Regions from separate parts of the Homo sapiens genome. Here all the other regions are linked to region 2. A link is a loop called in an ENCODE intact Hi-C map of the cell type or tissue named here. Cell type or tissue: endothelial cell of umbilical vein. All regions are shown on one strand.

Region 1 (5,000 bases), 120 kb after region 2:
AAAATGGATCAAAAACCTAAATGTAAGACATGAAAAATAGAATTACTAGAAGAAAACATAGAAGAAATGCTTCAGGACCTTGGTCTGGGCAAAAATTTTCTGAATAATACCTTAAAAACATAGGTAACACAAACAAAATACACAAATGGGATTATATCAATCCAAATAGCTTTTGTACAGCAAAGGAAGTAATCAACAGAGTGAATATACAAACTACAGAATGGAAGAAAATATTTGCAAACTACTCATCTGACAAGAGATTAATATCTAGAATATATAAGGGACTCAAACATCTCAACAGTAAAAACAATCTAATTAAAGAGTAGGAAAATGATCTGAACAGACGTTTCTCAAAAGAACACATACAAATGGCCAATAAATATATGAAAAAATGCTCAACATCCCTAATCATCAGGGAGATGTGAATTGAAGCTGCAATGAGGTATCATCTCACCCCAGTTAGGATGACTATTGTCAAAGAGACAAAAAAAAAAAAATAACAAATGCTGGCAGGGATTTGGAGAAAAGGGAATTCTTATACACTGTTGGTGGGAACGTAAACTAGTACAACCACTATGGAGGACAGAATGGAGGTTCCTCAAAAAACTACGAATAGTACTATGGTATGATTGAGCAATCCCATTACTAGCAATTTATCCAAAGGAAAGAAAATCATTATATCAAAGAGACATCTACAGACCATGTTTATTGCAGTACTATTCACAATAGCCAAGTTATAGAATCAATCCAGGCATCCAAAAACAAAGGAATGGACAAAGAAAATATGGTATATATACACAATGAAATACTATTAAGCCATAAAAAGCAATAAAATCCTGGATGGATGCTCTTGGAGGACACTGTGTTAAGTGAAATAAGCCAGGAACAGAAATTTCCTACTAAACACCGCATGTTCTCACTCACATACAGAAGCTGAAAAAGTTGATTTCATAGAAGTAAAAAGTAGAACAGAGGATACTAGAAGCTAGGAAAAGTAGGGGGAAGGGAGGGATAGGGAGAGAATTGTTAAAGGATACAAAATTATAGCTACATAGAAAGAATAAGTTCTGGTGTTCTATACCCACTATAGGATGACTGGGTATGCGAATTACCCTGATCTGATCACTATACATTATATATATCAAAGCGCCACTATGTACCCTATGAATTTTGTACAGTTTTTTTTTAGTTTTAAAAGAATAAAAATTACTTTGAGCAAAGCATCAGGATCCTTAAAAGAGGATATATTTTGTGTTTCTTTTTGAGCAACCTCTACCCATCTACCCATCACCCTTGCCATTATCAATCTAATCTATCTCCAAGTTAGTTTGGTTGAGGTAAGTGGCTATTTCCTCTTTTTTTTAAAACCAGTACATTTTATGTGCATTGTTTTGATCTTTAAAACATTAGTGATTATGTGTTATGGGGTGAAAAAGTATTATAACATGAAAAGAGAGCTGTTTTTATTGTCTGAGCCCAGTTTTATTTTGTAAATTTGTATGTATATAGCATAGTTGTTAAAATCATTACTCTAAGGTTAGACTGCTTAAGTTCAAATCCCAGCCAATTACCAGCGGTGCAACTTCTTTATGCTTCTGTCTCTTCATATGTAACATGGGGATAATAGCAACCACCTTATAAGGTTGTTATGAGGATTACATGAGTTACCAGTAACACATGTAAAATGCCTAGACAGCATCTGGCACTAGGTAAGCATTACATGTTCACTATGGTGATGATAATGATGATGATGATGATGATGATGATGATAATGATGGATATAATGATGATGGAGATGATAATGATGACAACACAGGAAAATATACCAGAAAGACATATGCCAATATGTTATTACTGGATAATTTTTATTTTCTTCATTTTGTTTATCCACATGTTTACCTTTCTTGTGACTTTTTAATATTTTTGAAACAAGGTTATTTTTTTAAAAAAACCATTAGTAGAGAGATATAGGTTCCAGTCCTGGTTCTGCCACAGCTTTGATCTATATGCTTGGGCAAATCACTTTTCATCTTTCTGTATTTCAATTTCCTAACCTGTAAAAGGAGAAAAAAAAGGTAGAAGTGCTTACAATAGTGACAGTAATACCATATAATCCTGGAGCCCCTGACATTTTACAAAGCACTTACTTATGCAGTAGCTCACAAGGAAACACACATTAGTATCTCCCATGCTCTCAGCCTCATTTAAAAATCATTTAATCTGATTTGCAAAAACAGCTGACCAGTGTGCTGCAAAGCATAAATCTTGACTCTGGCCCTAGCCTCCATGTAGCAGAAAGCTGCAAAGGCCTCAATAGCTCATGCATCCCACAATGTTCAACTTGCTGTCTGTAAGATACTGGGAAGAACGAGACAAGGAAAGAATAAAATGAAGGCAATCATATTTATGAAACAACTGTAATATAGATCATTATAGTGTATACAATCGTTACAACTCATTGAATCTTCACAACAACCTAAGTGGAAGGTTTATTTCCCATATTTCAGACATAACTTTCTCATAAAGGTTTAATATCAGTGCCCAAGATCACACAGCTACTAACTTCAAACAAGGATTTATATGAAAGTCTAGCTGAACCCAAGCTCAAGTTCATGCTAAAGTTCTATGCCACCTCACTGAAATTTGACAGCCACTGGGTTTGGGATGTTGGTTATTGTTTTAACTTGACTGCTAAGCCTCAAGCCCACTGAAGAACTCTGCTAGATAAATGGTACCAAGAACCTAATGCAGTGAGGGAAAGTATTTTACTACAAACAACTAGCCTATAGATGGCGACAGCTTTCAACCCTTTTGGACCCAGACTGGCACTCATCATGAAAGCTTTAATCCAAAAATGTCACTGTATGTCAAATGCGCCCTGAAATAGCCAGACCTCCCAAGTCTATCAGGTAGTGACTGAGACAGCTATTGAGCAATGATAATTCTTCCACACCTACAGTATAATAGAGAACAAACACTTCTGAAGGATGGTCATTGTTCCATATAATAAATATTGGCAGTGAATAAGCTCATGACCCTTTTTTTCTTCCTTGTTCTTCCTCATTTCTCTTTCACCAACACACTTCTTTGCTCGCCTAACTTGATGAATTATAGCCCCAAGAGCGCATAAGAGTGAAGTCAGCATAATATACATTGCTAAAAAGTTCCGAATCAGTCAAATGGAACTTGACTGCCTCTTCAAAGGAAGTAGCATAAAAAGGAAAGAGCAATGAATTTACTGTGTTTGCCTAACTCCATTAAATTGGAATGCTTGGCCTTGAATAAGCAAAATCATAATTACATGTTAAGATATATCTGTGTTATCTTCATGTCATCTTAATGAATGCTTACTAGATGCCAGACACAGTGTACTATATATTATTGCACTTGGGCCTCACAATAATCCTACAAGACAGGCACAGTTATTACACCCATATTGAATGAGGAAACTGAGGCACAAAATTCTACATAACTTTCCTAATGTAACAGAGCAAAAACAAATGAAAAATGATAGCATAGTGATTCATACTCCAGCAGCCTGACTCCAATGCCTACCTTTTCTTAAAGCAAGATCCCGATTGCCTAAGTACAATGGTCAGATAGGCAGGTATGCACCCCTAAATAAGAACTTTCTTCTTTAATCATTTTCATGATATCTCCCCATCCATTTAACAATCCTATATTCAGCAGTTCGTGTGATGAAAATGGACAAAAGGATTACAGCATGCTACAAAGCAAAGGCCACTGTGAAATTCACATACATGTGAATTTCAGCAGCAGAGTCACTCACCTACTGGATCACAGACCATACTTGCACTGGAATTGCTCTGAGCTAACTTATGGTGAATCTACTTAAGGGATTAAGTTTTATTCTTCTTATTACTTGTACTCCAAGTCTGGACTGTGAGACATAGCTGTTAAAAAACGAAAGGTAAAGGGAAAACCATCAGCCTGTGGAACAGCTGTCACTGATTTGTTGCAGGGAAAAAAGTTCATAAACCTTTTAACTCCACAGAGGTTCTTCTCTCTCCATAAAGTTACCCTTCCCAAAGCCAAGGACTGAGAAGGAATGATGACAGGAAAACAGGTTCCTTGTTGTCTCGAGTGGCTTATTGACATCTTTGAGATTTTTCAGACTAAGTGACACCCATTTAGCTGGCTATGCCCTTCATAGCAATGATTTTCTTCAGGTACTTTCTCCCTGTTGAGAGGGAGTGGAGTGGGGTGGGGCAGGGAACATACCATAATATGAGTCTCTCTCTCTGTGTGTCTCTCTTTCTCTCTCTCTCTCTCTCTCCCCATTTTCACTTTTAGTACATGTTAGCATAAGAGTGAGCCTATTCGCACAGCTAATTGAAGGTGACTATGTGGTGCAACTAAAAGGCAATGTGGAGAGAATGGCTCATGACAAGGGAGCTAGCAGAGCCCCACCCTGGGCAACTCTCTCCTTTGTTAGAAACATCTGCCAAGAAGGCATGTGATCATCTGAAGACAGCACAGTCCTAGGAGTCAGAAAGTCAGGATCCAAGCGCTACCCATCCTGCAGTTTTAGGCAAGTTCCTTTCCCTGCTGAGACTCCAATTGCCTCACTGTTACAGGACGTAAAATCTCATTAGATTGGCAGGAGGAACTAATGAAATCACACACAGGCAGATACATTCTGTAAACTCCAGAGGCCTGTGCCAAATGCTGGTTGTGAGTTTATTTTTCAAAGGTTTGAACTTGCCTCTCACTCTAACCGGGAGCTTGTCCTTGATCCTTGAACCTCTTCCCAGGCCTGGGAGAGGTAAAAACCTGATATTGCCTTGGGTGTGACCCCAGTCAGTCTTGCTAATAAACATTCCTTCCTGTTTCTCCACAGTGACAAAGGAGGAGGGCAGCAAGGTCCGAGGAGAGCGGCAGGGGCCACAGCAAGTGCGGACCTCAGCAGGGGATAGCAAGAGTTTGCTCAAGCTGAGTCAGCCCCCTGTTTTTTCCTATTTAAATGATTCACTTGCTAA
Region 2 (5,000 bases):
AGCTTGATTAATACTCTGGTGCTTACGAATACCACATTTTAGCACTCCTTAATACCTTCCTTAATAGTTCACTAGTAGGTAAGGCTTAGTCACATGTCAAGAATAAGGTCTATGGAACTGCACATTATTCACTGACAAGAATCTAGAGAACAGACTTCAACTTTTTAGTCGTTCTCAGCCCACAAACTGAGGGCTTGAAAAAATCTTTTCATTGTGCAAAGATATCTGTTGTGAGGGAATTTGTACCAATGGGATTTGAACTATTATAAGTTTGCACAAAAGATATGTTAAAAACCTACACTGAATTGCCTGTTTAAGAAGAAAAATAATTTTTTGAATGGAGAAAAATGAAGATTATTTTAAGAAATCTTTCTTATAAATCAAGATTTGCTGAATTGAAACCGTCAGTAACCAAAAATAATCTGAGGCAAGGGGATTCCCCAGAGGGCTACTAAGCAAAACAAAAGTTTTGTCAAGGGAAATGTGGAGTGTGTTAAAGTGTAGAAATGAGTCATAGGGCCATTGACTTTTTTATTAGAAGGGTTGAGTTTCAGCCATTTGATACTGAATGCCCTGCATGAACCAGGCACCTTGCTAGACATTGGAAATAATGCAGATATGTCCCTATTCTCATTGAGTATACATTTCTAGTGAGGACACAGACAATAAATGAACAAATAAAATCACAAACACATGTTTAGAAATTATAATAGGAAGGAGGAGTATAAGGAGAGAGAATAAAGGAAGAGACCAAATTTAGATTAGGGTCAGAAATAATCTCTCTGATAAAGCAATATTTATGCTGATGCCAAAGGATGAATAGGAAGGAATTAGCCAGATGAAGAATAAAACATGGAGTCCAAAAAGAAGAAAACTTATGTCTAGTGTCAAAAGGTAGCAAAGAGCTCAGTGAGTTCAAAAAGAGTTTTTTAAATGAATGGGTAGGAATATAATGAGCAAGGCAACAGTGACCTAAGATAAATCTAAAGAAGTGAGTAGACTAGAGTGGCTCTTTGAGACTGAATTAAAATGTTTGAACTTTGTTACATGCAGTGAGGATCTTAGAAATCACCTTGTCTAAATTTACATTAAATGAAAAATATAGATATCAACAGCTCCCATGTCAACAAGCTGAACATGTCACTTCTTGAACCCATGATTATCAGGGAATTTACTGCTAAAATAGCCAGTTTTGATGCTGCTTATCATAACTATCAGAAACTCTGCCTAACAAGTTATTTTGTGTGATTTACCTTGATCTTATAGAACAGGTTTGTATGAAAGATCCAGGGCAAGTCAGTAGATCAGAATTACAAAGCTGTGAGATGTGGTTTGCTCCAAAGACTCAGATGAAGATGGATCAGAGTGGCATTTGCAGGGCTCTGGGTGAGGCAGTGAACACTTTTGCCCAGAAGACCACTACAGCAAGGGCCATGTCGAAGGCATGGGGTGAAGTGAGGGGAGTAGACAAGGGGTTTTAAAAATTTTTTAGTGTCTTCCAGATACTAGACACTATGTGAGTTGTCTTCAGGTTTCATATCATCATCACAACCACCTTATGAACTAAGTATAATCACCTTCATTTACAAATGAGGAAAGGAAAACTCAGATTATTAGGCCCTCGTCTCTGAGGACAGAACTGAAGTCTTTCACCACCAGCATTTGAAAAAGACCTGCCCTCTTTCCACCGATGAAGATGCTACCCAATAAAATTCAAGCCCAAACAGAATAAAGAGGTCAAAAGTTCCCTTTCACGTAAACCTTTGTCTTATCTTAGTATGACCCTCAAAATATCCACCCAAAGCAGGCTATCAATATCTGTTAATTAGTTGATGAAATGACATGATTGTGGCCATTCTGTAGTCTTTAAAAGGAGATCTATTTGTGTCAATAAACAACGAGCTCATTAAAAACTACCCATAAAACAATTAGGCCAAGGGAATTTTGTCTGATAACAGTGAAAGAAGGAAGTGAGGATTTAGCTGCAGATTCTGGAATGAGCCTGTTTATCCTCCAGGACCACAGCAGTTTTGTCTTCAGGCTTAAGATAAATCACTGTAAGTGTGAAGGTGTTCAGAAAAATAGGTTCTGCCATTGCTACTATGTCCTGAAGTTTCTTCCAGTTTGCCTTTGAAGAACACAGCCACTAAACCGCCGCTAGATGTCCTCAAAGTAAAAAAAAAAAAAAAAAAAAAATTATGGCAGAAAAGTACTTCGGCACTTTTAGGAACTACATTGACTTATTTGTCTAGATTATTTGACTCCTGAGCTCTAAGTGAGATAGAGGGATTTGGTAGTTAAACACGAACATCCGACCTCTGTAAATGAAATAGAGTTCTGTAAAGGAAAGGGCATTTTAGTAACTTCTCATTTTCATTTTAATTAGGATTTGTATTACTCTCCTTCAGGAAAGCAGGCCAAAGAGACTGAAGGAGCAATGGAAACATTATCCTCACCAACACTGACCAGTCACCTGAAGAGCACTGTGAGTGAATAACCCGTGGGGCCAGCTACTTAGCAATTTCAAATGCACAAAACCTGTGCTCTGGCCTATCTTTTAACATCAAAACAGCTGAAAAAAAAATTGAATAGTTGGATTGCGATTTCCTGAAATAGAAGCTGCAATACCTTTGGTTTTTTAGTTATGATATTAGCTAGTGAAAAAGCACAACTTAGCAAAGTATGTTCCCCAGTTAGTCTTTTAAATAAACTCAGACTTCCGTAGTCCCCATTGGTCTCTACAGGCTCAGAGGCCCATTTCCTCCTCGCCCCTTACCTTCCTTTTAGTCTCTTTTTCTTTTCCAGTCCTTTTCCCATCTTTGGTTCTTCTGTCTCTCCTCTTCATTTATTCCACTCTTTTAACAGTATCTTAGTTCACCATTTTTATACACAAAAAATCAACTTCTTGATAACAATTTTTAACATATTCAACTGAAATAATAAGCACTTGCCATGGTTTTCAAGAGTCAGGAAAAGGAAACAAAAAGAGGGGGGAAAAGAAGAATAAAGAAAGAAGAGGAATGAGAAAAAGAGAAAAAGATTAGAAAACAAGTTGTTCTATCTGTACTTGTTCGAAACTTGAGAAGAAAAATTAAGTTACAGAGAGATGGGGGTTGTGGGGGTAAGAGCTGTAGAAAGCTGTTTTCCTTCATTTTCTCTGCCTCCTGGAGCACTGGCCTCCTATATCATGTGTTAGGAATTTCTAATCTTACCACAGCCAGATGACTCATGCCCACTGACTGAGTCTTTAGACTTCTACAAAACACCTGAAAAGATAAATTTTAATTGAGAAAACAACCTCTCACTCCAGGGTATGCTTTCAAGATAGGTAGGGGGATTTTCAGCATTTATTTCCATTTTGTTCACTGAAGACTCATAGGGCTTAATCTTAATTTCAGACATAGTTGTGTCTGACAGCCAGAGACTATTTTCAGATCAAGGGATAAACTGGCATGGACTAAGACTTGCTTCTGCCTAGGAATAAAGACTGAAATGAGTCAAAGTTGTCCTGATTTGGGACACAAAGCATGAGGTTAATGTGGGGGGATACCTTGTCTCCTTGCGGGAGCTAGCTCATCAAACTACCCCTCCCCTCACTCACTTCACTAACTGATGTGGTTAACTATCACATCAAAGGGCAACTATCACATCAAAGGGCAACTCCAGGTTGCCCTTTGGGGATGTGTTGTTTATCTCCCTCAAGACCAAAGTGACTTTCTAACCAAACTCTCTGAGTGCAAGTCACTAAAAAAAAAGAAATGTGGGGTCCACAACATCTAATTCAAAGTGTGTTAACTAAACCCATAGTAATAATCATATAACAGCGTGCCTCTTCGTTTTTGTGTAAAAAACAAATAGCGAAAAAGAATCAAGGAAGTATTTTCTGAATGTATACATGGAAGCCTGGACATAGAAGTAAACCATACATACAAACAAGTAACCACCTATCCAACTTTCCCTTCCAAGGTAAAAACTAACATTAAGGGAGCACTTAGAATATCACTGAACCTGTGCTAAGAGGATCTATAAGCATTAGTTCTAAAACTCTAAACAGCTGTAAAAGGTGTAGACAATTATTTATATCTACGATCAGAAAAACTAATGCTTAGAGAAGTTTGAACTTTCTTTGAAGTGAATAGCGATTTCTTCTGACATAACTTGAACGAGGCCCTGTGCATGCCTGAGAGCCTGAGAGACCTGGGAATTAGGAAAAAACTGAACCTGAAATTAAGATGGGAAATTAGGCCTTTTATTATTTCTTGGATCTTCAGAAACTGAAATTCCCAATATGTCTCAGTGTATAGAGACAGGAAACACTCTGTGATCATCCCTGCTTTTGTCTCTTTCTTTCTTTTAGAAGATTATCCATATTCTGTTCCAGTAAACTCCATTTCCCATGGAATGAAGTCTTCCCAAAGCATCCATTAGCACAGAGCTAGTGGGCAGAGCTTCAAGGTTTGACAAAGAATGGTCAAGTCTGAAGTCTGAACTCCTTCTCTTCTGCAAGACTAACTTGCCACTGCTGGTTCCCCTTATTCTGCTGCCATAGAGACCAATTTTTAAGAGAGAAAGGCTGAAATGTTTAAGAGTAGAAAGGCTGAAACTTTTAAAAATTGGAGTGCTCTTGTATGAATGGAGGAGAGCAATGATGAAGTGCCAATAGAATGAAGGAAAATTGATTCCCAGAGCCAACTCCCTTTCAAAAGTAGCTTGTCTGTAGCACTATATCCCATTGCTGAGATTGTCCCTGAGATTATTTATTTCAGTGTTACCTAAAGTGTAGTCCAAGGACCTACCAATCACAAATTGTTAATTAGCAGTCAGCAATGAGATAAGAACCAAAATTGACTGTGTGTAGAAACTTTAATATTGCCACATCATCCAAGCAAAAGATTTCATATGTTCAAAAATATCTGTGTGCCTGTATTAGAAAGTAAAACAATTAGGCCTTCATGACCAACAGTTTATAAAGCACTAGTTTACTACATTAGGGTCTTGAT
Region 3 (5,000 bases), 200 kb after region 2:
CAAAGGAGGCATTCGTGCACACACACAGTCTCCAATCTTCTGTTTACCTTCTGTTTACTCCTGCCTAAACTGGACTAACTCAGGAATATCAAGGAGTTCATTCCTCAGAAGATGGAATCCATACACATGAACAATCTGACCATCTCTACTGTACCTTGCACAGCTGCTTGGCTTCATAAAACTTCTCCCAGTCTGCTTCACTGACAGTCTGATGTTGGTTATGATCTCCTTCTCAACCCACCACCCACATCTCCACTATAGTCTGGTTGTTTGTGAACATCTGGATTGAACTAGAATTGAGTAGAGTAATGATGTTTTGGAGTCAAATTGATTTGTGTTCAAACACTGGCACTATAATGAAATAGCCATGACACCTTGAACTTGTCATTTAATTTCTATGAGGCTCCATTTCCTAATTTGTATATAGATGGCACTAATATCTACACCATAGAATGCTGATAAGGAATAAGCAAGATAATACATGATCACAGGCTCTTGCCTTGATCAACAGTTAGAGTGGTGTGTTAGTCGGCTAGGACTGCTGTACAAAGTGCCACAAACTGAGTGGCCTAAAAAGAGAAATTGTCTCACAGCTCTGGAAGCTAGACGTCTGAGATTAGCAGTTGGCTGGGCCATCCTCTCCCTCAAGGCTACAGGGAAGAATTTATTCAAGGTCTCTTCCGTAGCTTCTGTTAATTTTGTGACTTTTAGCAGCATAACTCCAGTCTTCAGAGAGCATTCTCCCAGTGCATGTCTCTATGGCCAAAATTCTCCTTTTTATAAGGACACCATGATTAGGAGCTTCTCCTATGTCAGTAAGATCGCATCTTAACTAATTATATTTGCAATGACCCTGTTTCCAAATAAGGTCACATTCTGAAGCACTAGGAGTTAGGACTTCAGCATAGTCATTTCGGGGGAACACAATTCAGCCCATAACAAATGGAATGAAAAAATTTTGAGGGCCTGAAGATTTGGCAAAGTTTATTTAGGAGCTGAGAGGTCAGAAAAACCGTGCAGTGTGCCATAGCTAATTGCTCAGCCACTTCTTACTATAATCTGTTTTTTTAAGAGACTATATAAATTATCCAAATAACTACTATAAGCTGCCATTCTACTTTGATTGTGGTAATCTGTATTTTCTCATTCCAAAAATGGAGAAAATAATGCTGGCCTCTACCTCCTAGAAGCTTACAGTCAAAATATTACAACAACAATGCTATCCACACAGATGTTAAAACACAGAGTAAACAGATGTTGCGCAATTAAGACACAGCTAAAACAGGGGCCGAGTATTTATATATGGAGAATTGACTCTTGTTGCCACAGGAAGGTGAAGGACAAGAGCGAAAAGAAAAATTATACTGGTTTCATAAAGACAGGACTACTGAGGGATTTGAGGTGGTCCTTGCAGGGAGAGAACATGGGAAGCTCACAGGAAATTAAACCAGTAAGTTGACATGGCTTCCCCTGACTGAGATATTAATGATTCTAGTTCCACCGAGCAACAAAGTCTAAAGATTTGGATCCCTTTTTAATGATTCTTGGCCTTAAAAAATTAGATGTCATTTTAAGTTTTTGTCATTTTGAATATTTTTAAGGTACTGTTCCCTAGAGTTATTTAGTAAAGAAATTTCTAAATCCCTAAACCCATTTTCTAAAATTCTAAACACATTAAGAATAAATATTGACAAGGAAAAAATTTCCATGTCCTAACTGGAAATTTTCTCAGATAAATGAAAGTTAGGATCTCTTCCAGAGTAAGTTCCACTCCAATATAATCAAGTCAACAATGAAATTACTATTTCTAGAATACTTACTATGCATACACTATACCAGATATTGCTTGTAGTACAAAAGGAGATAAGCAGTTGTTTTTTAACTTTAAAAATAATTGAAACAAAGGAATACATATGCATACTTTGTCTTTACCAAATAATGGATTTTTTTCTAGACATTATCTCCGTCATTAAAAATGCATCAGCATTGTTGGTCTCTATCATTAACCTATTATCCTGTGGGTTCCTTGACAGAAGAAATTACATCTTGTCCATATCCAACTTGTTTCTTAAACATTAAAAAAGAAAAAGTAAAAGGACTGAATTAGTACAAAAGAATAAAGTTTTATTATAGTGCAAGAGCTCAAAGTAATATCCATCCCAAGTATGGATATTTAGAGTTGTTCAGATATTTGTGCTATACTCTCTTAAAAGTAAAAGATTTTTAAAAGAGGCAGCTGAGCAATTAAAGTAAGATGCACTTTGTGGTTTCTTTGAGCTCATAAATCTTGAACAGATTTATCAAATCTGCGCTGGCAAAATAGTTAAGCTTGGTAGATAATTATTTTTGAATAATTAAACGAGTAAATAATTAAATAAATTAATGAATTATACTAAAGAAATTGGAGAAAAGTTGAATTTCACCTCTCTCCTCTAGGTGGCAAACTCATACCTCCTACAGTGTTTCACATTTCCTGTCTCCTAGAACTGACATATGAAAATTGCACTGAAAAAAAAATCCATAATTTTATGTCTGTTGTAGTGTAGAAGTAAGCAAATATAAAAGTATTTTCTCCCAAAAGTGCTTCCTTCAGTTTTGTATCTTTAAGCTTCTTGTCAAGAACATTGTTTATAGCAAGTCATTATGAAATATGATTGTGTAAGTACTATAAAGAAATAAAATTGTGCAAGAGGCTTTTCAAAGCACTTGTGCAAGACTGCTTTGAGTACCTTCAGATTTTCATTGCCTACTCTTAGGAAAACATTATTTTCCCTAACTTTTATTATTATTCTCTAGGATATTCATTTTCCCCTAAATATGAAAACTAAGCCCCATATATATTTTTTTCCAGATTCACTGTGACCATAACAGATAAAATTGAATAAAAGCTTAATGTGTTATCCTCTAAATGGAATATAGAACCAAATGAGGTAAATTAATCCAAATACCTTGCTTTAATTTCCATTCACACCAAAATATGAGTTCCCTGAATGAATTAAATTATGCCCCCCAATCTCCACTACCCTTTGTGGTGACATAGTCTGTATTTTCTTATACAGGAAATATGACTGGAAAATGTCTTGAAGTGTCATGAAAGCTGAAGAGGAAAGTTAAAATTAATCTAAGAGCACACCAAACAGGAACAGCAAGTATTGAAGATGCCTGCCCTGTTTCCAGAAGTAAGAGGAGATAAGTAAAAAGAACAATGACATGTTATAGCCCAAGAGCTAAAATTAAATGCATATAAACAATTCTTGTGGAAACTAGAAGCCGATGTAGATTACGCAAACCAGGTAGAGTCTTGCCAGAACATGCCAGGAGAGAGTCACCCAGCACTGAGACATGGCTAGAGATAGAAGTGAGGTTAACACTGGGAAACTACAGAGGATTCTGCACTTGGATGGCAGCTGTTAAATTCTACATTAATACTGAATAGTATGTACTTTAAACCCCATTTTTCTTCTTTATCCCACTGAAGAAGCTGAAAGTTAGTTGTTCAGATACAGGAATCCAAATGAGAATTGCTAGTTTATGTATGATTTCTCTAACACACATTTCTTGAACAACCACTTTAGGCCAGGCCCCATAATAGAACCCAGAGTAGAATCCTTGAATAACACAAATATGAATAAGGCATGCATGATCCTTGCCATCAGCGTAGTGACGAAACCAGACATGTACACAAACAATTATATGAGGGTGGTAAAGGGAGAAGGGGAGAAAGAATGCACAGAGCCAAACTGGTACATTGATGTCAGGGTGTGGAAGAGCCACCTTTCAATCCCATTCTACATCTGGATTAATGGCAACTTGTTTGACCAGAATCTAACCACAGTATTAGTTTTGGTGGATTTTGAGTTACACCTACACAGCTGGGCCTCTAATGCAGCTAAGTAATGGAAAGAGGCACAAAGTAGATATGATCATCTATAATACCTCTCCAAAGGCATTTTAGCCTTGTTTCAAGAGATTGTTCTCAAAGGTTTGCATGAAGGCAGAGGAGTTACACAAGAAAACACCACCTGTTAAATGGACAGATGACTCCTAACTTTGACATTAGAAGGCAAACATAAATCTTTTTAAGTAAACTAATAAGCTAAAAATATATTAATAGGGGAATACAAATAAATTATAGAATATCTCACAATTTTAAAAGAATGAGGTAGCTCTAGCATGGAAGTATAAAAATATGCATAGAAGTGAAAAAAGCAGGACGAAACAATTTAGGCTGTAGACTAACTTTGTTATTTGATGCAACTTACACACTGTTGTTATACCTCTAGAATTAAAATGACAATTTTTTAAATAATTTTGGGGGGCCTAGATTTGCTATTTAACCTATCAAAGAATTGTGTCTTACAGTATTATTCAAATGTAGTGTGTAAAGACTTATACTATTGGTCCTAAGCACTACTGGTTGTTTTAGGCTTTTTCTCTTTCTCTGTAGCTACTTTGCAAGCATTATCTTCATGTTTACAGCATTCAATCTAATTAGCCCATGCACAATATAATTTCAATTCAAAAGGAGAAAAGTGAATTTTGACCCACGTTTTATTATTAAATGGATTCCCTGCCCTGTATCAGCCTAAGGTAGATCTGTTCTCATTTGTCTTTATTCTTCATGATAAGAAAGGAGAGAGAAAAAGAAAGGTGAAAAACGGGGCTCAAGAAAATAGAGGAGGGAAGGACTGATCATCCCTTCCAATAGTGGAAACTGAAAGTTGTCTGTTAACTGTAGCCCTTACATCTGTGGCTAAGCCAACACCTCAGGCCCTGTCCTGTGGCATCTCCTTCACCGTGATTGATGCAATTCTCCTTTAGTCAAAAAATTCTCTTTAATTCAGTACATGTCTACAATGACTCAGGATCCTCAGATGTGATCATGGCCTCTTCTCCTTCTAGAAAAATCTATAATGATAAAAAGCCACAGAGTCTGACTTCTATCAGGCAAACTTATCTCTGGAAACACCACAGAAAGAAAGCCAGTGTGGCATGCACAG
Region 4 (5,000 bases), 140 kb after region 2:
AAAATTATCCAGATGTGGTGGCAGGTGCCTGTAATCCCAGCTACTCGGGAGGCTAAGGCATGAGAATCGCTTGTATCCGGGAGGCAGAGGTTGCAGTGAGCCAAGATCGTGCCATTGCACTCCGGCCTGGGCGACAGAGCTGGAGTCTCCCAGACTGACTCCATCTCAAAAAACAAGAGTCAAACAACTTAACCAAAGTAACCCAGTTAGTAAGTAATAAAGCCCATAGTTGAAATCAAAGCACATCATGCTCCTAATCTGTTTTTTATGACTACACTATGCTGTCTTTATCACACTTGATTTTCAAAAAATTGCCACAACAGTATTTCTGGGCCCACATGCTTTTTCAGGACATTGGCACTTCTCCATTCAGAGGTGAAATTTATGCTCCCTACTGAACCTGGACAGGCTCTTATAACCACCTCAACACAAGAGAGACTAGTGATTTCCAAGGCTTGGTCACAAAAGGCAATATAGCATCTGCCTGAGTCTCTCTTTTCAGACATACACTTTCAAAGGACTAAGCTGCCCTGTCAGAAGTTCTGCTACCTGAAGCTCCCATGCTTGAGAGACCTTGTGAAAATATCATGCAAAAATAGAGATTCATGAAGAGCTCTAGCTGCCCAGCCCCGCTTCATGCAATCATGCAGTCCCAGCAGACACTGCATGGAAGAAAGGTGAGCTATCCCACCCAAGTGCTGCACAACTTGCAAATTCATGAGCTAAATAAATGATCATGTTTATTTAAGTCACTAAATTTTAGGGTGATTTGTTATGCAGTAATAGAAAACCAGAATATGCACTGAAACCTCCAACACTAATCACTTTCATTTCCGCTGATGATATACCCTCCATAGTCTTCATATGTGCAGCTGCCTCGGCCTACAAGTCATCATGAGCCCACAATATCCCAGCCAGTATACACATACCCTCATTTAACGAGTTACTTTGCTTTCAAGAGTCAGTGTAGCTGTTGCAGTTTCAATCATCTTTCTTCAAATTGGTGAGTAGGTGGTTAAGGACCCAAGCTTCTAGTCAGAATACCTAAGGCTGAGTATTTTTTTGTTGACTCCTTCCAGGCTGTGAGACTTAACCTCTATAGACCCCTATTTCCTCCTAAAGAGAGTAATTATAAAACTTCTATCTTAGATGTACTGTGGAGATTAATTTATAGCTCCTAGCAAAGTCCCTGGTATTTAATATTCAGTGGTATTCAATATATGTTGCTCTTATTAGAGCACTATTATATTGCATCACAAGTGTCTATTTATTCTTCCATTTTCTCCTCTAAACTGTCAGTCATTTGAGAACAATAACAGTGGTTCTTCAATGCCTGGCACCTAGAATATGCAAAACACAATTTTTATTAAATAAGTAAATGAACAAAAAACAAACAAATGGTAAATGGATGAATAAATGAATGAGTGAATGAATGAATGAAAGAGTAGGTAAATATAATCTGGCTTCCCTTTAACTTCTTATACCCAGCATGTAGGAGAGGTACGGTGGTAGAGATTTCCAGTCCTGTGGGAAGTAGTCTTAGTGGCTGGCTGCATGCTTTTCTTCATGTCAGGTCCAATTTTTCTCTTTTCCTAGTGGTGCTACAGTACCACAAACATTATTTCTGAGTCTCCCTCATCCCCAAAACCATGTAGAGAGCATCCTCACTTGGGCAAGTGAAATGTTTTGATCCTGACAATCCAAACCAGATGGCAGGATTGTAAGAAAAGTCACTTCCATAATCTCACATGGCCTCTAGCTACAGGTTTCCTTTGCACTTCTAACCATTTTATAGCATGCCATCTAGGTGCCTGACCTTGCCAAGTAAAATCCAGTTAATCTTTACAATGTCATTCCTCTTTATGGCCTCCACGATATGGCAATGCCATATGGTGGCAATGCTATGGAAGGGACTCTGCTCTTACCTGTTAAGCAAGTTTGCATTGCACTAAGCAAATAATTTGCCTTCTGCCTCATGTATATTTCCCTAGTAATATCTGCTTAATGAAAAAATTGAGAGAAATTATTAAAGAGTAGCACAATATTGACTAATAAGAAAGATGAGAAGATTCTACATTTTATTTTTATTTCACAATAGAATTTACGTATATGTATATTTATAGATAAAATTCTGATAAGAAAAGCTCACAAGCTACAGATATGCTGGCTGAGTTGCAATAACCGTCACTGGAACGCAGTGCTATTCCAGTACATCAGTGTTATGTAAGGACATTTTTATTTCAATAGCCAGAAAACCCCAATGTGCCTGTTAGTGTTTGGTATGTCCCCTTGCCTCAGCATTTAAAAAGCCTAAAATATTTTTTAAAGGAGTACAATACAGGGGGTTGGCTGTCTACTCAAATAAATTGTTTTAAAAGCAAATGTGGAGTTTATCTTATTGCTGTTATTATTATAGGCTCTATGCTTTTTATAACTTTAATCTTATAAATTTAATTATTTCTACATTCTTTCTCAGGAGGAGTTGTTTGAAGTCTACAGAATGCTGAGGTTTAGAAAGATTTCTGAGGTGTGGCATCACATCTTCTGATTGGGCAGCATTCTCGAACGATGTGGGCCTTTGCTGCTGACTCACCAGAGGGCAGCAACTTCGAAGCTTGATGTCAGCATGCAGGAATGCCAGGCACTTCTCTCTGGCAACCCCCAGCTGTAGCCCAGAGTTAAGCAAAGCTTTTTGGGTTAGCCTCTGACCAACCTCCTGGCTGGACTTCTCAATGCCCCAATAGCCAAGCTCCAGAAAAGAAAATCCAGATCTTAGCAGGGCAACACTAAACTCTTCCAGCTATATATCAGTGGTGATAATGACATAATTGCCCAGTCATAGTTGGGATATGTGGGAAAGTGGGTATGGTTTTCTGGGCACCCCTCCCCTCTCTTCACGCACCACACACACACACACACACACACACACACACACACACACACACACACATCTGTTCTAGAATGAAAACCCCAGAATGCAGAAAGTAACCTGTGAATAGTCACTAGTAAGATTTCTAGTTTTCTGGATAGATTGTGTTTGTTTGTACTCCTGGTTATTTGACCTGCCTCAATTTTCCCACATTTCTGACTGGCCCAACTGAAGCCTCAGATGAGAGCAAGGACCATCTCTGAGGTCCATTCCACCTTAATAGTCTATAATCTCATGAATTTAGCTAACTGGGCACTTTCTGAGAGGACTGGCTTTCTAATGCTGATAAAGCAGGGCAGAGTTGCTGGCCACACCCTTGTTAGGCCCAGATCTATGAACACCTATTTTTGTATGCTATCTAGTTTCACATCTTTCCTGCTCTCTGCACCATGCCCTCACTTAGCAGAAAAGAAAATCTTAACTCTAAGGTAATTAGAATGTTCATATTTGCAAAATCTTTTAGATTGTTTTTGGGTTTTAGGTGAGTGTCTTATAAGAAACAGCCTAAAGGAGAGACTAAAGGAGCAGAGTAGAAGGCCATACGAAAACAGAGGCAGAAATTGGAGTGATACAGCCACAAGCCACAAAACACCTGAAGCCACCAGAAGGTGGAAGAGGCAAGGAACAGATTCTCCCCAAGAGCCTCTGCCGAGAGCATGGCCCTACCAGCAGAGGCTCTTGGACAGACTAAAATCAGAAGTCTTGATTTTAGACCTTCTGCCTCCAAACTGTAAATACATTTCTGTTGTTATAAAGCCATCAAGTTTGTGATAGTTATGGCAACCATAGAAAACTTACACAATCCCTTACACAGAATCATGTAGGTAATGTAATGAGCAAGCCATCTAGCAGAGAAATTCTGGTTTTAGTATCCTAGATAATTTTTCAGTACTAAAACTGATCGTTTCAAAGCCGGGGAAAAAAACAGAAAGTGAGAGTGGCCTATAGTAAAAACAAGAGCAAATGTGCAATTCAAAGGAATGCCTGTCATTCAGATGCATCTCAGTTACCATGAGCCCAATACGGCCAAATCTTCCCATTTTTATCAAATTTTTATCTTAAATTCCCTGCATTTTAAGTGTTGGTTTAAAAACCAAACAGGCAAACAGCACTCTGTGGGCACAACAAAATGTGTCTGAGAGCTGAGTTATGACCATAGGCAGTTGGTTGCAGTCTCTGGAGCTAACGGATCCTTCCAACAGTATTTAAGGTATGTGCCATAGACAGTTCATGACCGAACCAAGAACATGGCCATGTTGTCCTCCTTCAAAACCCAGTCTGCTAGCCCAAGCCACTTACATGCAAGCTCTGCCCATCCTTGGTATAGTCAGAGATAAATATTTTGTTGAAGCCTGAGATAGTGTATCAGCCTCTTGCTTCTAGGCCTCTCTTCTTAGTTTTTCTATGGTAGTTTGATTTGCACTCTTGTACATGTAGAATCTAGAAGCCATGTGTGTGTGTGTGTGTGTGTGTGTGTGTGTGTGTGTTGAAGAGGGTTAGGGTTGCAATGAAACGTGTGATTATTTTAGAAGGAAAAATAAAAGAAAACAAATTATTCACCAGAGAAAGCTGAAAATCAAAAACCATTTTTCTGTTCTTATTTTGCCACAAAGCTTTAATAGATATTTTACTAAAGGGAATGATATTTAGGTCAGGTAACAAGATATAAAACTGAGACATTACTTAAAATTGACATAACATCCATAATTTAATTTATTAAAAGTTGTTACTTCTGTGGCCATTTATCACATTTCTAGAGCTACCTATCTTTCAGTTTCAGACTGAGTATCTTATAAAAGCATTATAAAGTAAAACAATTCAACTAGATTGACTTTTTCAGTCTGCTTATGGTGGTTAAGAAGATTGTTATGAGCATTGAAAGTAATACACAGATTTATAACTCTTGGTTGAGTCTGCAGTGAGGAGGGAAAGTTGTAATTAATATTTATAATTGATACTTGTGTTATCATGGAAATACATACTCTGAAAATAAGAAGCGCAGTCTGTTGAAGGGTGTCTCTGAAAGGTAGAGGAATTTTAAAGATTTTCATAAATACAGAAATAAATGCAT
Region 5 (5,000 bases), 270 kb after region 2:
CGGGTGGACCTGGAGCGCTTGAGCGGTCGGCGCGCCTGGAGCAGCCAGGCGGGCAGTGGACTAGCTGCTGGACCAGGGAGGTGTGGGAGAGCGGTGGCGGCGGGTACATGCACGTGAAGCCATTGCGAGAACTTTATCCATAAGTATTTCAATGCCGGTAGGGACGGCAAGAGAGGAGGGCGGGATGTGCCACACATCTTTGACCTCAGGTTTCTAACGCCTGTTTTCTTTCTGCCCTCTGCAGACATCCCCGATTGAAAGAACCAGAGAGGCTCTGAGAAACCTCGGGAAACTTAGATCATCAGTCACCGAAGGTCCTACAGGGCCACAACTGCCCCCGCCACAACCCACCCCGCTTTCGTAGTTTTCATTTAGAAAATAGAGCTTTTAAAAATGTCCTGCCTTTTAACGTAGATATATGCCTTCCCCCACTACCGTAAATGTCCATTTATATCATTTTTTATATATTCTTATAAAAATGTAAAAAAGAAAAACACCGCTTCTGCCTTTTCACTGTGTTGGAGTTTTCTGGAGTGAGCACTCACGCCCTAAGCGCACATTCATGTGGGCATTTCTTGCGAGCCTCGCAGCCTCCGGAAGCTGTCGACTTCATGACAAGCATTTTGTGAACTAGGGAAGCTCAGGGGGGTTACTGGCTTCTCTTGAGTCACACTGCTAGCAAATGGCAGAACCAAAGCTCAAATAAAAATAAAATAATTTTCATTCATTCACTCATTTATTGTCAACATTTATTGAGCACCTATTACAACAATTTCATCGCATGGAAGACAGCATCGTTTCTGACACTGTTGTTTCATGTATCTCTTAGAAAAACGCTGCTATTAGACATCTAACACTATTTATCTTGAGGTGATAAAATATCAAAAGCCGTGTCTCAAGATCGATGAAATGCGGTTAAAATGATGAATAGAAACTCTAGGGGGACCTCATATCGATAGACTCGAGACTGGCACATCTGGAGATCCGTATTTATCCGGCTTCCCCTTCCAGATCACGCGAGGTTTGGGATATTTTGCTCACCAGGCCTCAGCCAGGTAACTGAATCCAGCCAACCCTGGCCCATAGTCTCGGAATCCGACTCGGCTCCCAGTCCCCGCCTCGGCGTTCTGAGACCCCCAGGCTGGGGTTCCAGAGGGCTGTGAGGTTGCGAATGACTGCTGCCAAACCGGAAGGAACTCTGCGGTTCTCTGCCACAGTGGGATTGTTGCAGGCACGCGGCTCAGACTTCACTGAGGTTGGGAGATGCTCCTGTCCACGCTGCCTCATCCCGTGCTGGAGCACTGCACCTCTATTTTTTTTTTTAGGGTACACGCCACATAACATAAAACTAAAAATTTTAAAGAGTAGAATTCAGTGGCATTTAGTACAATGTTATGCAACCATCACTCCTATCTAGCCCAAAACATTTTCGTCAACTGCATAGGAGGCCCCATTAAGCATACCTGTTAAACTCTTCTTGCCTCCAACTCCTGGCAACTACAAAACTCCTTTTGTCTCTATGGATTTACCTATTCTGAATATTTCTTATAAATGGGATCATACAATATGTGACCTTCCGTGTCTGGCTTCTTTCACCAAGTGTAGTGTTTTGGGGGTTCATTCCTGCTGCAGCATGTATCAGTACCTCATTTCATTTTATGGCTGAATCATATTCCATTGTATGAATATACTGGAAATTGCTCGTCTACTCATCCAGTGATGAACATCGAGTTGTTTTTTGGCTTAAAATTATTCATAGTGTTCTCATATAAATATAAATATGTAATTATTATTTTTATCCATATTTATTACATTATTTATATTTTTATATTTTTATTGTATTATAATAATTTTATAATATTATACTATGATAATATAACAGACTGACTCCTATGGTCTGTCAGTGTGCTCTTCCACTGGCGTGCTCCCTTCCGCTGGGGTGCCCCGCTCCACGTCCAGTTCCTCCGATGAGTTCCTCTGGACATAGAGCCGCTTGTGTGTCTGCCTGCTAGGGTCTCAGGGTTTTCATAGGCAAAGGATGGGGGCGTGGCGGGACAGGGTGGTCTTGGGATATGCAACATTTGGGCGTGAAGGAAGGAGTGCCTGTCCTCACCTAGGTCCAGTGGGCACAGGCCCAGGGGAGGGCCCTTACCAGGGACCCGCCTTTGTCTACCCAACACTTCCCTGCCCCTCTTCTCTATCATTGCGTTTCAGTTACCTTTGCCTTGGTTCAGCACTCACTTGGTTGCTGTAAAACTTTCTTACTGTTTCCCAGAGTTCCCACGAAGTCAATTCTGGCAGCTTTTGCTTATTTTTCTGTGTTTCTATATAGGAATGGGCCCTGCGAGCTCACTACTGTGCCACTTTTGCTATTATCTTTTGTTGTTGTTGTTGTTCAATTTGTTTTGTTTTAGGGCAGGATGGTCAAATGCTTATGATGTGCCAATTTCCTGCCTCCATATATCTCCTGTGCCTGGTACGCAGTGCCCATGCCCGGCATCCTCACTTTCTGGGCATCTGTCTGTCAACATTTCTCTGAAGCTCGCTAGCTCTACCACTCAGCTGTCCCCCTGAAAATTTTCTCCACCTTCCCCCGCAGCTGTAGGAAGCTCACCTTCCTCCTTACCCTTCCTCAACCCCACTCCTGTTCTCTCCCTTTTTCCCCCTTCCACCCCCATTTCCCCGACTTCTGCTGGGGGTGGGAGGGATAACCGATTCACAGACATTCCCCTCCCCCTCGCCGCTTCTCGGGAGATTGCTGGTTCGCAGTCCTACGCTCCACTCGCCAGCAGGCTCCGCTGTGGTGTGAGCACCTCCGGGAGCGCAAAGGCGTCCGCTTTGAGGCACTGGGCCTCGGGCCAGGCAGAGGCTATCTCCGGGACCCTTTTATGGAGATCTGCTGTTAAAGCCCACGCGTGTTTCCCGAGCACACTGAGCACACGCATACTGGGCCTGACGACTCCAGGGAGGGACCTGCTCCGGAACCGCGGACTAGACCCGGGTCCCAGAACTACCCGTGGAGGAGGCCGCAGTAACCTCCGAAGCAGGCTGAGAGACTCGGGTGGGCTTTCTCCAGTGAAAAAAAAGAAGCCAGAGGGGAAGGGTAGATGGAGCAGGAAAGAAGGACGGATTCTAAGCATGGCTGTTCGAGGCCCTGAGGCTGCAGAACTGACTGCGGGACTGCGGTTTGGAGGCGGGGACTTTCCAAAACCACGGACGAAAGAAACCTCCCAACCAACCGATTAAGCACGGGGGCTGTGGAGCAGAAGGGCAATAAAAGGCCCTGCCCACCGAAACCTGTAAAAGTTTCCTTTGTAAGCACGCGTCACGAGCGCGGGTGACGAGGCCCAGGCGCGCCCGGGTGCGGCGACCTCGGAGCCCGCGGGACGGGAGAGCAGCCCTTCCTTTGGCCGGGCCTCCAGCACCAAAACTGGCTGGGATCCTTCCTGGGGCCCACGCCAGTGCCACACCCCAAGTACTCTGGATGCAGGCCAGGTGGGAGGGTCTTCACCTCCACCTCCTTCCAGATCTCACGTGTCTCATTTACGTAATAAAGTTCAGGAAATAGCAGAAAACAACTTTTTTTTTTTTTTTTTTTTTTTTGAGACGGAGTCTTTCTCTGTCGCCCAGGCTGGAGTGCAGTGGTGCGATCTCGGCTCACTGCAACCTCCGCCTCCCGGGTGCAAGCGATTCTCCTGCCTCAGCCTCCTCAGTAGCTGAGATTACAGGCGCCCGCCACAACACCTTTTTAGTAGAGACGGATTTTCACCATTTTGGCCAGGCTGATCTCGAACTCCTGACCTCAAGTGGTCCGCCCTCCTCGACCTCCCAAAGTGTTGGGATTACAGGCCTTAGCCACCGTGCCGGTCCAGAAAAGCACATTTAAAAACTACAGATTGATATCCTTGTTGGGCATTGATGCTAAAATCCTTAACAAAATACTAGCTAACAGAATCCAACAACATATCAAAAAATAATCCACCATGACATGATCAAGTGGGTTTCATACCAGGAATGTAGGGATGATTTAACATATGTGATACACCACGAAAACAGAATTAAAAACAAAACATCACATGATCATCTCAATAGATGCAGAAAAAGCATTTGACAAAATTCAGCATCCTGTTATGATTAAAACTCTCAGCAAAATTGGCATACAAGGGACATACCTTAATGTAATAAAAGCCATCTATGAAAACCCACAGCCAACATAATACTGAATGGGAAAAGTTGAAAGCATTTCCTCTGAAAACTGGAACAAGGATGCCCACTCTCACCACTCCTCTTCAACATAGTACTGGAAGTTCTAGCCAGAGCAATCAGATGAGAGAGAAAAATAAAAAGGGTATCCAAATCAGTAAAAAGGAAGTCAAACTGTCACTGTTTGCTGATGATATGATCGTTTACCTTGAAAACCCTAAGGACTCCTCCAGAAAGCTACTAGAATTGATAAAAGAATTCAGCAAAGTTTCTGGATACAAGATTAGTGTATACAAATCAGTAGCTCTTCTATACACAAACAGCGACCAAGCAGAAAATCAAATCAAGAACTTAACCCCTTTTACAGTAGCGGCAAAAAAAAAAAAAAAAAAATCAAATCAAATCAAATACTTAGGAATATGCCTTACCAGGGAGTCAAAAGACCTCTACAAGAAAAACTACAAAACACTGCTGAAACAAATAATAGACAACATACAAATGGAAACATATCCCATGCTCATGGATGAGCAGAATCAATATTGTGAAAATGACCATACCGCCAAAAAAATCTACAAATTCAATGCAATCCCCATCAAAATACCACCATCATTCTTCACAGAATTAGAAAAAACAATTCTAAAATTCATATGAAACCAAAAAAGAGCCTGCACAGCCAAAGTAAGACTAAGCAAAAAGAACAAATGTGGAGGCATCATGCTACCTGCTTTCAAACTATACTATAAAGGCACAGTCACCAAAACAGCATGTACTAGTATAAAAATAGGCACATAGACTGA

Evidence for each region. A loop is a pair of places that touch in the nucleus more often than their neighbours do. Peaks named below come from ENCODE experiments on the same cell type or tissue, not always from the same donor. Only the 100,000 strongest peaks of a DNase experiment are listed, where the experiment ranks them.
Region 1: a loop joins it to region 2, with 4 times the contacts of the local background. A loop is called at or near these places in 14 of 110 quality-filtered maps.
Region 3: it touches region 2 in a loop (4-fold over the local background); 21 of 110 quality-filtered maps call a loop at or near these places.
Region 4: a loop joins it to region 2, with 7 times the contacts of the local background. A loop is called at or near these places in 12 of 110 quality-filtered maps.
Region 5: a loop joins it to region 2, with 6 times the contacts of the local background. A loop is called at or near these places in 2 of 110 quality-filtered maps.

The regions. Positions count from the first base shown.
Region 1 is chr9:22,117,558-22,122,557 of GRCh38, reverse strand. CDKN2B-AS1 (CDKN2B and CDKN2A antisense cis and trans regulatory RNA 1) reads right to left here. Exons shown (of 19, transcript NR_003529.4): 17 at 3,791-3,914; 18 at 2,148-2,358; 19 at 1,845-2,054. Among named protein-coding and RNA genes, the nearest start is that of CDKN2B, 110 kb to the right of the region's middle. RefSeq lists enhancers at 3,929-4,574, 4,047-5,000. In endothelial cell of umbilical vein, a CTCF peak has its summit at 2,793 (motif pointing right); DNase peaks (open chromatin) are centred at 2,787 and 4,847; H3K27ac peaks cover 1,176 bases.
Region 2 is chr9:22,236,323-22,241,322 of GRCh38, reverse strand. No RefSeq gene overlaps it. Among named protein-coding and RNA genes, the nearest start is that of DMRTA1, 210 kb to the left of the region's middle. In endothelial cell of umbilical vein, CTCF peaks have their summits at 1,984 and 2,186; DNase peaks (open chromatin) are centred at 492, 2,362 and 3,222; H3K27ac peaks cover 1,408 bases.
Region 3 is chr9:22,035,715-22,040,714 of GRCh38, reverse strand. All of the region lies in intron 3 of CDKN2B-AS1 (CDKN2B and CDKN2A antisense cis and trans regulatory RNA 1), which reads right to left. Among named protein-coding and RNA genes, the nearest start is that of CDKN2B, 29 kb to the right of the region's middle. In endothelial cell of umbilical vein, a CTCF peak has its summit at 2,453 (motif pointing right); a DNase peak (open chromatin) is centred at 2,564.
Region 4 is chr9:22,101,082-22,106,081 of GRCh38, reverse strand. The region is part of intron 14 of CDKN2B-AS1 (CDKN2B and CDKN2A antisense cis and trans regulatory RNA 1); the gene reads right to left. Among named protein-coding and RNA genes, the nearest start is that of CDKN2B, 94 kb to the right of the region's middle. RefSeq lists enhancers at 2,473-2,972, 1,995-3,194, 2,973-3,474. In endothelial cell of umbilical vein, no CTCF peak of the experiment used is centred here; a DNase peak (open chromatin) is centred at 2,601; H3K27ac peaks cover 1,980 bases.
Region 5 is chr9:21,963,487-21,968,486 of GRCh38, reverse strand. CDKN2A (cyclin dependent kinase inhibitor 2A) reads left to right here. Exons shown (of 3, transcript NM_000077.5): 3 at 245-735. The coding sequence ends at 258. CDKN2A-AS1 (CDKN2A antisense RNA 1) reads right to left here and starts at 1,348. Exons shown (of 1, transcript NR_024274.1): 1 at 733-1,348. In endothelial cell of umbilical vein, a CTCF peak has its summit at 2,782; a DNase peak (open chromatin) is centred at 2,796; H3K4me3 peaks cover 722 bases; H3K27me3 peaks cover 2,428 bases.